Regions from separate parts of the Homo sapiens genome. Here regions 1 and 2 are each linked to region 3. The links are chromatin contacts, found by Hi-C or POLR2A ChIA-PET in ENCODE. All regions are on one chromosome and are shown on one strand. Each heading gives the region's core, a stretch centred on a gene start or an enhancer-like site at or near the end of the contact. The rest is flanking DNA. Distances are from core to core; before and after follow the strand shown.

Region 1 (2,700 bases), core at 124-2,623, 340 kb before region 3:
GCGTGGCCACTAAATGGTGGAGAGAAGACAAGAACCTCAGTCTCTTGCTTCTCCACGTACTTTACCTTTCTGTGCTTGACAACATCCTTTTAACTTCTGTACAGAGAGGGGACCCAGCCTGCTGGAGGAAAGGCCCAAGAGAAGTCGCTGATCCCAGCTAAGGGAAGTAGACATGTAAGCCCCAAAGAGAATGCTTGCAATTTACAGACTAGCCAGAAATTTACAGCTTTTATCAAACGCATTCAAATACGTTTGAAAAACAAGAACGTCCACAGTCCGGATGGGTGATCATGAGTTATATCAGCCCATCTGCGTGATCATCACACTTCTGATATGACTCATTGTCACTTCAGAAAGTATTTGTTATGGTTTGAATTTCTGCATCTGTTTCTGGAAGTTGTAGGGGGAAAAGTTGAATTAACTTTGAATTATCAATACTACTGCAGAAAACTAAAAAATGATTTGCATTTATTTTATCTTATTTTTATTTTTGAGACAGGGTCTCACTCTCTCACCCAGGCAGGAATGTAGTGGTGCCATCACAACTCATGCAGCCTCAACCTCCTGGGCTCAAGCAATCCTCCCACTTCAGCCTCCTGAGTAACTGGGGCAACAGGCACGCACCATCACGTCAGGCTAATTTTTTTTTTTTTAAGAGATGTGGTCTCACTATGTTGCCCAGGCTTGTCTCGAAGTCCTGGGCTCAAGCAATCCTCCCATTTTGGCCTCCCAAAGTGCTGGGATTACAGGTGTGAGCCACTGTACCCAGCCAAGGTTTGTGATATTTTAAAACAAGGGCTAATACAAATTACTTGTAAAACAAGTCTCAAGTATATTTTTAAATTCTAGATTGGTTTTCTCCTTTATTCCCCAATCCTAGTGCCACTTCCAAGGCTACATATACTCACAGAATTAAAATAATTATAATATCCATCTAAAGAATATTTTTAATAGCATGACTATCTTGCCACATTCAGACACAAACAAGCTTATTACACATCTTTAATTTTATTACTTAAGTGCTCACTTGCCCAGAATTGCCCCCAAGAATTCTGGAAGTTTTTCCAAGAGGAGAGAAAACTGTGAATCTGATCAGTCCTGACTTTCATTTTCATTGTTTAATGCTGCTGCCAGATAGTTTCTTGAAGACCCTGTGTCATTGTCTACTCTGGTTTCCAATGATCCTACTGCTCAGACCGTGAAGTTTCTTAAAAGGAGAAAGATCCCTCTCTCTGTGGTACTTCACAGCAGGGCCCTTATGACTATAGTTCTTTTATTTGCATTCACCTACTCAGTGCCCTAAGCCCATGCAGACTAGCAGAAGCAGGAGCAATTTCCAGCCTCATCCAAAGGTTGCCCTGAAACCAACAAGCAAGGTCCTATGTTGATCCTGGCCACAAGCCCAGACAATCCCTTCCTGATATGAGTTCTGTCTTGGAAATTCCTGGTATCCATGCAAGCCAGCCTCAGACATTAGTCAGCACCACCTCAGTTCTCAAAGCAGTTCTTCAATAACAGAAACAGTAATGACATTAATACTTAAAAGCCTGTTCTAAGTACTTTGTTCATTTAATTCTCATAGGAATCCTTTCAACTTTTGCCACATTTTTCTGATGAAGGAATGGAGCTATCAAGAGATTAGGTAGCATAGCTTGTAACTGGCGGGAGGATTTGAACCTAGGAAGGCGGACTCCAGAGCCGGTACTTGTAACCACAGCTCCCTTAAATTCCAAAGGGAAGAGATTGAGGTCTCTGTTTCCTTGGAGGTTCCCGGAGCCCTGTGTAAGAATGTCCCTCCTGTCTACTTCCCCAAACCCAATACTTTAAAGATTATAGAGCAGAGACTTTGTCAAACAACAAATAGTATTGCATGATCCACTCCACAGAGCAGTTAGGCACCTCCGTGTCTGGGTAGACAGAGGCCACACAAGTGATCCTTCCAAGAATGAAAAATAAAAGTCACTGTCAAAGGTGATTTTTGGTCTCCATCTGAGTGAGAAGTGTCTAGAAACTTTTAAAACAATGGTTTAGGTTTTTTTGTTTGTTTGTTTTTTGTGGGGTTTTTTTTTTTTTTTGAGATAGAGTCTTGCTCTGTTGCTCAGCAGGTTAGAGTGCAGTGGCACAATCTTGGCTCACTGATGTAACCTTTGCCTCCTGGGTTCAAGCCTTTCTCCTGCCTCAGCCTCCCAAGTAGCTGGGATTACAGGCATGACCCACCACACTTGGCTAATTTTTGCATTTTTAGCAGAGACGGGGTTTACATCATGTTGGCCAGGCTGGTCTCAATCTTCTGACCTCAAGTGATCCTCCCACCTCGGCCTCCCAAAGTGCTGGGATTACAGGCATGAGCCACTGCACCCGACCCAAAACAATGGTTTTTAATATGGCAATCATAAAACTTGCATCAGGGGGAAATGACATCTTTATTTTCACTATCTGTTCACTGAAATCTAGCATTTTCTTCACTTATAAATATTGGTAACAAACTGTAACAGTATTAGCAATACCTGTGGTTTTATGACCACTTGAAATCACATATATTTTCATATCACAGCAATTTGCAGATATGTCAGAAGATCACTTCTACCTACTCACTACTTTGAAATTCTGCTAGTCACAAGACTAACATAACTAAATCTTATGTTCAGATGCCAATAAAGAAGCACCTATATTGCTACATTGCAAATACATTTTTAATAG
Region 2 (2,700 bases), core at 103-2,602, 290 kb after region 3:
CTACTAAAAATACAAAAAAATTAGCCGGCTGTGGTGGCGTGCACCTGTAATCCCAGCTACTCGGGAGGCTGAGGCAGGAGAATGGATTGAACCCAGGAGGCGAAGGTTGCAGTGAGCCAAGATCGTGCCACTGTATTCCTGCCTGGGTGACAAGAGTGAAATTCTGTCTCAAAAAAAAAAAAAAAAAAATGCCTGGAAAACTCATTACAGAAGTTTCCACTGTAGTAAAATTTGTTGAAATAAGTTGCACTCAATCATGTAAAAATGTGGCTCCTTGGGACTATCTGAACGGAATGTTGTAAGTGAAACACCCTCACCATAGTCACTATCCTGTTATCAAGAATTCTGGATCTTAAGGAAGTGCTTGTTTTGTCAAAAATGTGACACTAAGACTTTTCACCCCTATAGAAAAACCTCAACCCTGGCCTGGCGTGGTGTCCCACCCCTGTGATCCCAGCACTTTGGGAGGCCGAGGCCGGTGGATTACTTGAGGTCAGGAGTTCAAGACCAGCCCGGGCAACATGGTGAAACCCCGTCTGCACTAAAAACACAAAAATTATCTGGGCTTGGTGGCCTGTGGCTGTAATCCCAGCTATTCGTGAGGCTGAGGCTAGAGAATCGCTTGAACCCAGGAGGCGGAGGTTGCAGTGAGCTGAGATCGCGCCATTGCACTCCAGCCTGGGCGACAGAGTGAGACTCCGTCTAAAACAACAACAAGCAACAACAACAACAAACTTCAATTATGTTTGGAAAGAAGTGCTAATTTAATTTGGCAAAGATGAAGACAGCAGTCATAAAGCAAAACATTCGGTCTCAGGTTGGGTGGATTCCCACCTAGTTGACGAGGCCAGCTGCAGATTCAGGTGGGATCACCTGATGATCTTTATCAATGCCATTTCTTTCTCTGGATCCTTATTACTGACATTAGCAAGGGCTTTCAGCTGCCCAGAAGATGTTCTTTGCAGACATTTGCTCTCCCGGGCTGCCAGCAGGCTTTACAAATTTAAAACTTTCAGTGTAGGAACCCAGCCTCCGTCGTCCTTCCCCTCCAAAGTTAAGAGATCTGCTCTAAGGGTTCCTGAGGGGTGGTCTGGGGCCATGGGAACAGGATCAAGGCCCCCTGAGCGCCGGGCCTGGCTTCTGTGGCTTCGCAAACTTTTCAGCCTGTGTGCCACGGCGACGCGCAGCGGCTGAGTCGGAGCCCACGCGGCGCGCGCCTCCCGCGAGGAACTTTTCGGCTTGTAGGCTGCTTGTCACTCTCGCTTTCCGACGCGCCTCCCCCTGGCTCGCGCTCCCGGAGTTCCCTCCCCTCCTGGCGAGGACCTTTCCCGGCGCCCGCGGCTCCGATCCCCGCCGCGCTGCGCCCGCTCTCCCGGCCCCGGCTGCCCCGCTGAGGGCTCCCCTCTCCCAGGCACCGCAGCCGCGCCCCCGCGTCCCGCCTCCCGAGCGGCTCGCTTCGCCCGATGCCCCGGCCCCGTCCCGCGCACTGAGCGCCTGGCAGCAGGGCGCCGAGTCCCGGGGCGCTGCGGGGCGCTGCGCCGAGAACGGCCGGGCCTGAGCCCTGGGCGGCCCCCAGAGCCGATCAGAGCGCGGGGAGGCGGGGGCGAGGAGGAGGGGACCCGCCGCCGGGGGCTGGCTGCTTCGCTCCGAGCCGACTTTTCGCCAATGGTCCAAAGGGACATGTCCAAGTCGCCTCCCACAGCGGCGGCGGCGGTGGCGCAGGAGATCCAGATGGAACTGCTAGAGAACGTGGCTCCCGCGGGGGCGCTCGGAGCCGCCGCACAGGTAGCGAGAGCGCGGCGCCTTCTCCTTCCTTTGTGAGCCGCCGGGCAGGGCACCGACCTCGGGTTCTCCCGGCGCCTCCACTGCAGGGATCTCTAGCCTCGCACCTCCTCCCCTCGTCGCCTGCCCACCCTCTGCTCCTCTCCTGGCGCCGGGGACCCTGCCCCTTTGCGCCTTTTCCTGGCTCTGCCTCGGCTTCCATTTTTCTCTGCTTCCGAAAAGCCAGTGGGGAAGGGCGGGGGAGACCTGCCAGTCCTCCCAGACTTCTCCCGGGTTGCTCCAGCTGGCCCTCCTCGCCCCTTCCCGGGAGAGGCACATGGAGAGACATGAATCAGGGGAGTGGACTGGACCTGCTGAAGATCGTGAGTCCGGGTGGGCGGGAGGGGGCCCGCTTCCCGCAGCGCTTTCTACGATGCCGACTCTCCTGGCCACGCTCCGAGCCGGGGTGGGCGTGGGTGTGAGGATGATGGGGTGCAGGTGGGCAGGAGGGGAGCGAATATGGGGGTGCCCTGCCGGATCCCCCCAGAGCTGCCCGGACCACGCTGCGCACCTGGGGCTGACAGCTCTCCAGTCCCCTCGGGCACTTGCCAAGGTTTGCCTGTCCCACCTCATGCCTTTCCCTTAAGAAGCGAGTGAGCTGGGGACAAGAAAGTTTTTATTTTTCCGTCTCCCCTGAAATGTTAGCCATTTCAGGGATCTCCAGGATCCCCTTTCTCTCCGTTGAGTGTTTGCGGTTTCTGGAAAAAGTCAGCTTCGCTGCAGGTTGTTGTGAAATTGGAGATGTCAGTTGTAGGCGCTGGGCAATGACAAGGTGGTTTTTACGTTTTTACGTAAGGCTTCAGCAGGTACAGTTTGGGTTACAGACACCTCCAGGTCTCAGCGATGAGGAGTCGCTCAACTTTTCTCCCGGCAGGGAAA
Region 3 (2,700 bases), core at 134-2,633:
ATGAAAGGCAAGGTAAGGCCACTTGAATGACTGATATTTATAATGAAAGTCACGGGGGATTTTTCCTTCTGTCCCAGTCAGTTACATATGTTTGTTTAGATTGTTTTTATTCTACATAAATTGGCATGGATCAAAGGTGAACCAAAATTCAGATTTGATTTCTTGAATCCCTCTCAACTGTCTAGCAAAGTCAAATTTTCAAGAGGATCACTGAAGCAATGGACAGAAACTTTTGGGTCAAGGATGAAATTCGCCTGTAATGAATACTCATATTGTTTCTATGGCACTATATATGTACATGGCCATATATATAGTGCCATATTATAATGGTGTATATATATATCCACCAAAGCTCTCATCTGACCAATTAAGCCATATATATGATTATGCATGTATATATAAAAAGTTATTATAAGCCATATATATGATTACAAGAGATGTAAAAAGAGATATATATGTATGTGTGTGTGTGTGTGTGTGTGTGTGTGTATATATATATATATGTAAAAAGAGATTGTAGCCCCGTATATATGTGAGAGATATATATACACCAAGTAGATGCAGATCTACTTACAGCTACGGTGGATTAGGTCTGGAAGCTGTACTTGGGGAGCTACATTCATTTTTTTCAGTTTACATGGAGCTGTCATATGAAATGATTGCTTTTATGATTGAAATATGACCTCAGTGATTGAAAAATGTTATCAAATTTATCTTTTATTAATAGATGGTAAACACAGTGATTAAGAGGCTGAGTTTTGCTGTGTGACTGACTCCTTTATTTGCAAAATGGGAATAAGAGCTGTACTTAGCTCACCTGTGGATATGAGGTTTTTTTTTTTGTTGTTGTTGTTGTTTGTTTGTTTGTTTTTTAAGACAGAGTCTTGCTCTGTCACCCAGGCTGCAGTGCAGTGGTGCAATCTCAGCTCATTGCAGTCTTGACCTCCTGGGTTCAGGCCTCCCAAATAGCTGTGACTAAAGGTGCGTGCCACCACGCCTGGCTAATTTTTTGTATTTTTGGTACAGATGGAGTTTTGCCATGTTGCCCAAGCTAGTCTTGAACTCCTAAGCTCAAGCGATCTGCCTGCCTCAGCCTCCCAAAGTGTTGAGGTTACAGGCGTGAGCCACTGTGCCAGGCCCAGGATATGAGTATTAAATAATGCATGTGTGGTACACAGTTCCCAGCCCATATTTATTGTTCAATAATTTTTGTCATTGTGGTTGTTTATTTTTGTCACTGTGGCTGTTATTTTTGTCATTGTGGTTGTTTTTATTGTGATGGATTGAAAGTTTAAGAACATATTAGGTGTTAACTATCCAAAGAGTAGACAGAAGAAACCAGAAAGCAGCATGCTTGGAGGAGGTGAAAGGTCAGTGTGGTTGAAATCATGAAGTCAGAGCCGGAAGGGTGGGTAGGAACTGAGGTTCAAGAAACATGAGTTGTCTCGGAGGGGTAAAACCAAAGTGGCAATTTATAAATGTTACTCTGGCTAAAGGCTTACGTGTCAGATTGCACTGGGCTGAGACCAACTAGGATATGAGGAGTTAAAGACAGACAATACAGAAAACATTTTATTTATTTATTTATTTATTGAGACAGAGTTTTGCTCTTGCTGCCCAGGCTGGAGTGCAATGGCACAATCTTGGCTCAATGCAACCTCTGCCTCGAGAGTTCAAGCGATTCTCCTGCCTCAGCCTCCCGAGTAGCTGAGATTACAAGCGTGCACCACCACATCCAGCTAACTTTTTTGTATTATTAGTAGAGACAGGGTTTCACCATGTTGGCCCGGCTAGTCTTGAACTCCTGACCTCAGGTGATCCACCCGCCTTGGCCTCCCAAAGTGCTGGGATTATAGGCGTGAGCCGCCGCGCTTGGCCCAGAAAACATTTTTTTCAAGATGTTTAGCAGCGAAGGGAAGGAAAGGAGAGGTCCTTTTAACATGAAATCTCAAAGGAAAAGAGAGGGGATAGAATCTGAAATAAAGTGGAAGGTTGAGCCTCAGATCCAGGGGAGCACTCATCAGTAGAAATAGGAAGAAGGCAGAAAAGATGACTGTGGTTTCATGATGCTTTCAAGTTGGTGTGTTGGGTGCAGGAGATTTTTCTGGATGGCGTATATGAACTTGATTAATTTGAAGACAGAGCTGACTGCAGGGATTGATGAAGACGCTGCATGCGGCCGGGCCCAGTGGCTCACGCCTGTGATCCCAGCACTTTGGGAGGCCGAGGCAGGCGGATCATGAGGTCGGGAGATCGAGACCATCCTGGCTAACACGGTGAAACCCCGTCTCTACTAAAAATATAAAAAATTAGCAGGGCGTGGTGGCAGGCGCCTGTAGTCCCAGCTACTCAGGAGGCTGAGGCAGGAAAATGGTGTGAACCTGGGAGGTGGAGCTTGCAGTGAGCCAAGATCAGAGCCACTGCACTCCAGCCTGGGCAACAGAGCGAGACTCCGTCTCAAAAAAAAAAAAAAAAAAAAAAAAAAGAGGCTGCATGCAAACCTCTTGCGAGCACCGTCATCCAAGGACTTACAGACATTTTTAATTTCTCCCTGGATTCCTCTAAACAATGGCTTGGACATCTCAGATATAAAATCATATTGCGGCTCCAATCACTTTTTACATGTTTGTAGCTAGAGTCAAAATTACTGTTTACATATGAACATGTCAATTACCTTTCCTTTCAGTAGATGCCGTTTTC

Evidence for each region. Hi-C counts contacts between places; a loop is a spot of excess contacts on that map. ChIA-PET counts read pairs that join two places held with the same protein, here RNA polymerase II (POLR2A). Pooled maps may share reads with other maps.
Region 1: a pooled map shows a loop between it and region 3 (4-fold over the local background). The contact joins two enhancer-like sites. A Hi-C loop is called at or near these places in 1 of 168 maps with a recorded cell type or tissue (natural killer cell), 3 of 37 single-sample maps with no recorded cell type and 3 of 50 pooled maps.
Region 2: a loop to region 3 is called in a pooled map of left cardiac atrium, with 2.1 times the contacts of the local background. The contact joins the promoter of CACNB2 here to the enhancer-like site in region 3. A Hi-C loop is called at or near these places in 2 of 168 maps with a recorded cell type or tissue (esophagus muscularis mucosa and left cardiac atrium) and 10 of 50 pooled maps. POLR2A ChIA-PET finds 5 or more read pairs at or near these places in 4 of 52 experiments (AG04450, BJ, OCI-LY7 and 1 more).

The regions. Positions count from the first base shown.
Region 1 is chr10:17,511,203-17,513,902 of GRCh38, forward strand. No RefSeq gene overlaps it. Among named protein-coding and RNA genes, the nearest start is that of ST8SIA6, 58 kb to the left of the region's middle. Within about 2 kb of position 1,374, at least 11 of the 41 ENCODE cell types and tissues checked have a DNase peak (open chromatin) inside an H3K27ac peak, as active enhancers do; they include natural killer cell, where a contact is called at or near this core.
Region 2 is chr10:18,139,072-18,141,771 of GRCh38, forward strand. It overlaps CACNB2 (calcium voltage-gated channel auxiliary subunit beta 2), which reads left to right and starts at 1,353. Exons shown (of 14, transcript NM_201596.3): 1 at 1,353-1,785. The coding sequence starts at 1,666.
Region 3 is chr10:17,853,113-17,855,812 of GRCh38, forward strand. It overlaps MRC1 (mannose receptor C-type 1), which reads left to right. Exons shown (of 30, transcript NM_002438.4): 8 at 1-12. Among named protein-coding and RNA genes, the nearest start is that of MIR511, 9.4 kb to the left of the region's middle. Within about 2 kb of position 1,384, at least 2 of the 41 ENCODE cell types and tissues checked have a DNase peak (open chromatin) inside an H3K27ac peak, as active enhancers do; they include natural killer cell, where a contact is called at or near this core.